Linked DNA regions of Homo sapiens: region 1 is linked to region 2. A link is a contact called in ENCODE Hi-C data. All regions are on one chromosome and are shown on one strand. Each heading gives the region's core, a stretch centred on a gene start or an enhancer-like site at or near the end of the contact. The rest is flanking DNA. Distances are from core to core; before and after follow the strand shown. Region 1 overlaps PPP3R1-AS1 (PPP3R1 and CNRIP1 antisense RNA 1). Region 2 overlaps SPRED2 (sprouty related EVH1 domain containing 2).

Evidence for each region. A loop is a pair of places that touch in the nucleus more often than their neighbours do.
Region 1: a loop to region 2 is called in a map of naive thymus-derived CD4-positive, alpha-beta T cell, with 17 times the contacts of the local background. The contact joins two enhancer-like sites. A Hi-C loop is called at or near these places in 1 of 168 maps with a recorded cell type or tissue (naive thymus-derived CD4-positive, alpha-beta T cell).

Annotation. Positions count from the first base shown.
Region 1 is chr2:68,278,302-68,283,008 of GRCh38, reverse strand. All of the region lies in intron 1 of PPP3R1-AS1 (PPP3R1 and CNRIP1 antisense RNA 1), which reads right to left. Among named protein-coding and RNA genes, the nearest start is that of PPP3R1, 28 kb to the right of the region's middle. Within about 2 kb of position 3,093, at least 2 of the 41 ENCODE cell types and tissues checked have a DNase peak (open chromatin) inside an H3K27ac peak, as active enhancers do.
Region 2 is chr2:65,348,197-65,352,554 of GRCh38, reverse strand. The region is part of intron 1 of SPRED2 (sprouty related EVH1 domain containing 2); the gene reads left to right. Among named protein-coding and RNA genes, the nearest start is that of SPRED2, 82 kb to the left of the region's middle. Within about 2 kb of position 2,539, at least 11 of the 41 ENCODE cell types and tissues checked have a DNase peak (open chromatin) inside an H3K27ac peak, as active enhancers do.

The DNA of each region.
Region 1 (4,707 bases), core at 1,844-4,343, 2.9 Mb before region 2:
TGGCAGGACAGATTGGACAGCTTTTAAGCTTCCTGCGTTCATCCATGACACCTGCATATCCATCGAATTTTAGACACCTGCATGTGGGTTTAACTTCTTAACTTTATAGAGTAAAACAAATACCTTTGCCAATTATTATTAGCATGTGTCTTCAGAGCTTAGGGGTCGAGGTCCACAGACTATTTTTCTTTCTCCTTCAATATAACACGTAGTATTTTCTGTATTTAATTTGTATCAAAACATTTGCAAGTGTAAAAAAGTGTTCTTTCTGCATCAATCTAAGCTGCACACAGTTTGGTTCACATATATCTAGATATTTCTCAGGCTCTTCACTTTACAATGATATTCCCAATCCAAATCTTAATCACATGCACAAAAAGAATGAAACTCTGTGCTGGCACCATACACCTGTTTTCCCTAATTCCAAGACTGGCTTTTCTTTCCAACCACTTACTTTTAATTATTTTAGGCTGTCATGTTTTCCATCACCTCGGTTGACATGGCAGGAGACAAAAGTGTTGCCACAGCCTCTTTCTACACACACCCATGTTTATTGCAACCCATGATAATGCAGCATTTGTGATTTCACTTCTGGGGGCTTTTTTTCCTTTTAAGCAGGGTTTGTTGCTTCTTATATCATGGAATAGTCTGAACTAGCTACTGTATTTTCCTTTGTATGAAAACAACACTTCATTCCAAAATGGGATTCCCAATACTGGAGTTTCCATAGTCTAAAATGGACACAGTGACAACACTCACATGATCTACTAAGGATACCCACGGGGCCAGCCTGGCACACACAACGCTACTCAGTCCTAATAGGTGCAAAGCCAAGAGGTGCCTGCAGTGGCTCTGACTTGGCTAAGACATGCTCCTGGTTGTAATCCTCACAGAGTATAGCATGATTCTTCACCCCCTTACCCCACCCCACCCCAAACTCCGTCACCTCCAGCAGGGGCAGTTTGCAGAGTCAGTCTTTGGATGGAACCCAAGAAGAAATTGACCAAGGTATACAGTTGTATTTGACATTCCCTGAGTGGTCACTTGAGCCACCAATAAATACTAGAGAAGAAAGTCAGGAACATTCCATGCATAGGATATTAGCTATTAAATGGATATTAGCCACTATCCATCATTAATAATAATAAAGACTTTTTTGTTTGTTTATTTGTCTTTTGAGACAGAGTCTTGTGCTGTTGCCCAGGCTGGAGTGCAGTCGTGCCATCTCAGCTCACTGCAACCTCCGCCTCCTGGGTTCAAGAGATTCTCATGCCTCAGCCTCCTGAGTAGCTGAGATTACAGACGCCCACGACCACGCCCAGCTAATTTTTGCATTTTTAAGTAGAGATGGGTTTTCACCATGTTGGCCAGGCTAGTTTCAAACTCGCGACCTCAGGCGATCTGCCCACCTCAGCCTCCCAAAGTGCTGGGATTACAGGCGTGAGCCACTGCACCTGGCCATGAAGACTACTGTTTACTTGAACTGTTGCTATTTGCCAAGCCCTGTGCTAAATTCTTCATATATTTTCTCTTACTCAATTTATTCAACCGCCCTGAAAAGTAGCATTGTTGCTACCATTTTACAAATGTGAAAACAGGGACTTGGAAAGGTTCAAGCAACAGGTTCAGGCTTATCTATTTTCAAACCTGTCTTCTTAATTCCTATCCTATTTTGAAGACAGTTAAGGGCTCTAATTGTTCAGAGATTTTTGCATATCACCATTTAATAGACTGCTGAGGACCTTACTTTTTCCCCCCTTATCCCCTAGTTCACTACCCTTTTCAAAGGACAGAGACAAGGTCAAAGAAAAAAAGTAAATGTAAACCTATCCATATGCTTTGTACTGACATTCAGCCTTAGTTATACATTTATTTGAATACAAGAACTATGCTTTTCTATTACATTTGTCTCCCTTCAGCACCTCCCATAATGTTCCGCCCACAGCAGTTTCTTAACACTCTGTTGCTTCAGTAACTGGCTGGCCCCTTGTTCACATTTGGGGTTGAGAAGGTTAGTGATGGGATATAAATCAAAATTTGTGTTTTTGTGTAGGTCAGATTATTTTGACCATCTGATTTCCCTTACCATGAATCTCTGAAAATTAAAAGTAAATTGACTCCAAATTTAAATATTATTTTATTAGATGAGTCTAATTTTATTAGCTGAGTCTCATTTTATTGTTTTGAGAAAAATTAATCAAGAGTGCTTGGGGTTGAAAGTAGTAAACAAGAATAAATCTGTCACAACCTTCTCTTTTCTAAGAACTATGAGCTGGAACTTGTTTTCATGATATAATTAGGTAGGGATTTCTGTGACTTAATTTAAAAGCCTGATTTATAATCACTTTTATTTTCAAAACAGTTTTTTTTCCACTTTCTCTCTCTCTGCCACCCCTGAATGAACCTGGCTCTGCTTCTCCAAATTCAATGATGTCAGGTTAGCAGGGAGCAAATTTGAGACTGCACAATTCCCATCAGCTATTAGCTAGGGAGATCTTTTGATCCCCAAGGTCTAAGTTCAATTCTAAAGGCTATGTTTTCTTTTGGACCTATGTGGTAACTCCTATTAACAGTAATGGGTGTTACACATGAACGTACAGAAGACTGTATACCCCTAAGATTTGCCCAAGCATGAATTTCATGAGGCAAAAGTGAACACATTTTTTTTACTTTGGCACCCTTCCCTTCCAGGTTACGATAAATGTTGGCACTTGGATAAGATTCTAAATGATGAAATGCCAATGCATGTTGCTTCTGCATATGTCATCTAAAGTATGTGGCTTCTCAAAATGGATGCCCTTCTTCTCTGCTCAATGCTTGGCCTGGCAAGCCATTGTAACCCTGACAGAGAGGAGAAAAGACATTTCTAAACAAATATTTTCCTTTTCAGATATCATACAGCTTGTGTCAGTGAGTGAGATAAACCCAGTCCTAATGTGCTAGTCTGAAATGCTTGTATCCCAGTCTACTTTCCATTGATTTGATCAATATCAGATACTCTGATATCCTGAAATGAAAAACAGGTGTGAAAAAAAGAGGACTGAAATATGAATAACAAACTGTTCAAGACGAGACAGCCAGTTCTAGAGAGCTGGCCCCACTTGCCTAAGAGGTGTGTACCAACGCCAAATAAGCCAAAGTAAGAGGCAGACTTGTTTGTATAGTATTTAATAGGCCCCAGAGGGAAAGGGAAGCCTGCTGAAACAATTTTTTTTTTTTACTTCAAAAAATACCTGGCACATAATATGTACAAATGAAACGATCTTGCTTAATTTGTTTTAGGTTCTTTATTTCACGTAACTCATGATTTAGAAAGGTCTCTAAAATGTGATGATTATAAGAACATTCATCTGCCAAGACTCTTAAAATATATTCTAACAGCTTTAATCCTGTTGCAGATAGAGCTATCAGTAGCAGCAATTAGCATGTATTTAAATTCAATAATTTCTGCATAAAAAGGACTTTACTGACATTTATAAATTCTTCCTCTGACAAAGGGGTGAGAAAGAATGTGATTAATAGTAAGATGAAGATTCTTTAATTTCTTCTGAAATTATTTTTAAGGACATAAACAACTTGCCCTTTTCTTTGCTAGTATTAACCTACAAAACACAAAAAATCAACTCATGGTTACCTTTTCAATACTGTTGGCCTCAATTCCTGACTCAGGAAATAATATAAAGCAGTTCAACTGGTTTTGTCTTGCTTGAGAAACTAAAATTAAAATCTCTGGAGTTATTTAACTTTAAACAGGAAAGAATGTGGTCTTTCAGAAATAGTCATACAGACAGTTTTCCAAATGTGTAAACCTCTTAAACTTAGTACCAATCTAAAAAAGAAAATAAAAGGAAAAAAAGGTCCTTAAAAAAAGTGCATGTGTTTTGGGTTTTTTTGTTTTTGTTTTTACATCTTTCTCTAGTTGCAACTGGAAACCGTAGGTTTTATTCTCATCTTTCAGCTACTGGCATGTCATAATCTCCTCTAGTGAATGACTACCTAAATTACTATATCCATAAATATTCTAGTGGAAAAACATTTGCAAGGCTTATTTTCAGAAGTACACTGCAGTATCTTGATGTTGACCAAATTCAATTTTATTTTTCTGTATTATAACTAACAATTTCAAGGTGTTATTTTATACATCAAAACTCCAAAAGTATGACAGAAAGGAGCTTATACATATGCTAAATAAACCAGTATTGCAGTGTAGCATGGAAAAAAAAAAACTACCCAATGATGGTGAATTCTGTTTCTTTATGCTACCCAATAGTGGTAGTCAGGCAGCCTCTAGCATTTATTCTTGGCTAGGAAAAGTGATGTTTTGGAAAATAAAATTTGGGCAAATGTATGTTATACTGGCTCTCGACACATTCAATCTCTTTTTGTTTTTTAGAAATCATAAGTCATAGTCACCAAATCATCAAATTTTTAGCTTCTAAAGAATTGCACTGGGTGTTTGTCAAAGTTAACTGAGTTGAAATCAACATGGCTAGTTCTGGTTTATTTCTTGGATTCTTCTAATCACAAATTATCTGATCAAATGAGTAAATGCACAATATTAACTGAATGCTAGAATGAGTAAATTGCTCAAACATTGTATTAACCATTATACAACATTCTATATTAGTCACTGATGAATGTATGACTGGGAGGAGTATTATGTTTCAGCCAATAAGTCCTTATTGAGTGCCCTCTATAAACTGAGGA
Region 2 (4,358 bases), core at 1,290-3,789:
CTCAGAAAAGCAGGGACACAGTGAAGACTGGACGGAAGAGCCTGTTTTCTCCTCTTGATAAACATAGAGCATAGTGCCCTGGCACTGTGAGCTCACAGGAAAGTGTTAGTCCCTGTTTAAGTACACGGGTTCTTTTACTAGTACTCTCCATTGAGTGTATTTGTTGGCTGATTTCACTGATGTTAAATAACTGTGGAGAAGCCTGTTGTTAAGTGATCTTAGCCCACTTTTCACCTTCTGTACATCTTACATCATGCAAACTGGTTCTCTTTATGAAACAAACGTTTAATGATCAGAAAATCTCTTCTCTGCCTCACAGTGCCTGCTCATCCATGTTTGAGAGAAGAGCTGATGGCCTTTGCCAGAATTGGCTACTGCCAGATCTGGCATCTTTGCGATCGAGTCTTTCTACTGTGGGCATTTATGAGCTTTCGTTAACACTGTTTTCTGTAATGGCCTACCCTAACCACACAAACAGTACATATTTTGGTGGTTAACACAAAGGCCTTATTTTCTGGGACATTATAGCGTGTAGAGCAAGTGTTCTACCTTCAGGGGCTTGTACAGAGCAGAAAATCATGTTACCACCATGCATAAAATTACGTTATGTTAACTTTCCTTGCCCATAAAGTTCAGAATATATAAACTTCCAAAACCAGGGCAGTCCGCTTTTAAAAAATTCTTGAGTAGTTGATACTTAAGACGAACACCCACAAAACCACCACCCGACTTAACAAATAGAAAGTATGACCAGTACCCTCAGCTTCTCAACACATTTGATTCTACTGAAGCATTTTGTTGATTCTTTTTAAAAAGATCACTAGTCATATGTATTTTATATTCACATATACTTCATACACACATATATAATATTTTAAACATATAATTCGATGAAATCAAAGAGCCTTTATAAATCTATAAGCACAAGGAAGACCGGGGGCGGGGGATGTGATTAAAATAAAGTGAGTGTGCCTGGCTCCCTGCAAGAAGTTGGTGTTATATTTGGCTCAGCTGGCGTCTGGGAGTTGGGCTGGAGAGGCTGGGATCTTGGCTAATCCCTCTCAAGGTCTGGTGAAGTGGAGAAGAGGCTGGGAGGAAGTGAATCTAATGTTGAGCATAATGGAGAGATAAAGGAGCCGTGTAATCAGATAAGGGCTGGCTGTAGGAAGTATTTATGGGGGAGGTAAAAGTCCCAGTCTCCATCCCTGAAAGAAATGGGGAGGGGCAGGAGCAGAGGGCCAGTTCACAGATGGCGGACAGCATTATTTTCTTCTACAGGTATGCCTGCAGTGGACGACTAAACCTGGTCTTTATAAACCTGACTTCTCTTGACAATTGCTGGAGGTCCATGTCAAATTTCCTCCTACTGTCAAGAGCCTGACAGCTTCCCTGCCCCTCCACTCTCTGATAGCTGGAAAGGGCAGGCAGTCGAAACCCACTCCTCAGTGGCCAGGGAAGCTGGTGTTTCAAGGACCTGTTTTTGTCACTGAGGTAGCCTTTCAGCAAAAATGATGATGGTTACAACTTACCAAACTTCTGGATCTGACACGACCTGTAACACTACTTTCAGCCAGCAGGGTAGATCCCCTATTCATTTTGCAAAGGAGGAAACTGAAGCTTAAAAAGAGGTTTCTTCAGCTCCTGAGAGGGCTGGGGACTTCAGGGCCGCCTGGCCCTAGAGCACACATTCTTTGTGAGACCCAGTGCTGCCTCGCCGTCATCTCCTACACTTCCTTGGTTTATGTCTGTAACGTGGCCCAGACGGGGCCTGCTTTGAAACTGGAGAACACTTAGAACATAAAGGCTGAGGTCTAAAACTTTCCTGTGGAGATGCTAATCCAGTTTTGAAAGATTTTTTTCTCTGCCTTCCTATCCTGACTTACAATGTCACCTGCCTCTTTTGCATATTGCGTGATCCCGGGACAGGAAGCCCTGTTTTTACAAAAAGTCCACATGTTGGGAACACAAGGCTTTTTCCTTAAAGAAGCCACATTTAAATGGGAGATCCTCAGTCCAGCCAGTTTTGCTCATAACACAACTAAAGAATATGGTATTGAGGGCTGGTCGTCCAACACCATTTGTAATAACATTGTTGGGGCTGTTCAGCTCAAGTTCAGACACTCGGGCTCCATTCAGTTGGGGTTTGGACCCTTGGCTGGAGCTTCACTAGATCCACACCATTACAGCAGTTGTTAATTTCAGAAGCATTCTTTTAAAATGTTGTTATTTTTGACAAAGATAGCATGTTTTGACATTTTTTTCTAAGGCATACCAGCAGCAGTTTCCTTGTGCAAATTTTTAAAACTAATCTGCCCTTGCCCTTCCTGCCCCATCCCCCCACCACTAACAAACCCTGCATCTGTTTTAAACAGATGTTGTTTAATTCTTTCCAGAAAGAGGGGGAGGGAAGGTGGGAAGAGAGTTTTCCTCCTTTATACCTTTTTGGTAGTGGAGTTCATTGTCATTTCTGTGCTGGGTGGGGTGAAGTGCCTGAGTAACGTAAATACACCATGGATAGGAAGCAGTTGGCACGCAGCCATGCAGCTGGATTATCCAGACATCCTTTGCAGCTTTTAGTCCAGCACTTTATCCCCCTGCCTTGTTTTAAATAGCCAGATGCCTCAGTTAATGCTGGCTGTCGGGGCTGTTGCCGGAGGAGACAAAGGGGGCTTCTGCCCCTGAGCCTCCCCTTCCCCCAATCCCATCACAGAGAAGTCTATACCCTGGAGAAGGCACTTGATAGGAGGCATCGAGGCAGGAAGGAGGAGGCCTCAGAGTGCAAGCAAAGGCCAGAGTTAACAGCCTTGTAGTCTGGACACAGAAGGGTATGGTATTTTTAAATTCTCTAACAAATGGGTACTTTTTGGAAATAAGTTTATGGCACTAACATAAGTAATGCAAACTTCTCTTTTTCATGTTTACTTAATCCCCTCAAAGAAACAGAACAGCACATAACTGCAACACAAAAAAAGTGAAAGCATGTTTTAACAAGAGGTGCACAGAGTTTCAATTCTTCACCTTAGCCATCTCCTGTTGAGATGAACCCATAGTATACTTATAGAAGATTTGAGAAAGCTGTGTTGCACACTAGAGAATTAAAAGTCGTAGGACCCTTAGGTTTTTTTGTTTGTTTGTTTGTTTTTAAATAAATGGGGTTGGAGTGGGGGAAAGGATATTCTCCAAAGTTGTATGCAGTTAATCTAAATAAATGTTACAGAAGATTCTTTTTTTTTTTTTTTTTTTTTTGAGACAGAGTCTTGCTGTGTCGCCAGGCTGATCTCTGCTCACTGCATTCTCTGCTCACTGCAACCTCCACCTCCTGGGTTCAAGCAATTCTCCTGCCTCAGCCTCCTGAGTAGCTGGGATTACAGGCGAAAGCACCGCCACGCCCAGCTAATTTTTGTACTTTTAGTAGAGACGGGGTTTCACCATGTTGGCCAGAATGGCCTTAATTTCTTGACCTCATGATCCGGCCGCCTCAGCCTCCCGAAGTGCTGGGATTACAGGCGTGAGCCACTGCGCCCAGCCCAGAAGGTTCTTAATCTAAGGGAATATGCATGTTGAATCCTGAAATAGTTGGATTAGTCATATATGTACATGTATGTCCTATGACTTTTATATGTACTTCTACATGATTTTTCAATTTTTAGGAATAGAAAGTACTGTGATCCCAATTTAGTAATTGTGGTTCATAAGTAAATAAGTATTGAACACTATATGTTTTTATAGGAATTCTGTTAGCCATAGATTTTTTTTTTTTTTAGACGGAGTTTTGCTCTTGTTGCCCAGGGTGGAGTGCAGTGGCGCGATCTCAGCTCTGCCTCTGGGGTTCAAGCTATTCTCCTGCCTCATCCTCCCGAGTAACTGGGATTACAGGCGCCCACCATCAAGCCCAGCTAATTTTTTGTACTTTTAATGGAGACGGGGTTTCACCATGTTGGCCAGGCTGGTCTTGAACTCCTGACCTCAGGTTATCCGCCCACTTCAGCCTCCCAAAGTGCTGGGATTACAGGCATGAGCCACCGCTTCCAGCCTGCTATAGATAATTTTTTTTAAACCTGTTTATATTGTGAATTTAACCCCATTCATTCCGCAACCTGTTACATATAAGACACCATTCTAGGCTCTAGGGATATAGCAGTGAACAAAAAAGGCAAAGTTTCTGCTCCTGTGGAATTCATATTCTGGTAGGCAAGCAGATATTTTATTGAGCAAGCATTGATTTAGTAGCATATAGAAAGCCAAAGCAGAGGGGAGAAGATTTAAGAGGGGTGGAGGGTGCTATGCTGCTTTATATAGAGTGGGCAGGGAAGTCCTCTCTGAAATAACCTTGGACAGAGACTTAAGTGAAATAAGAG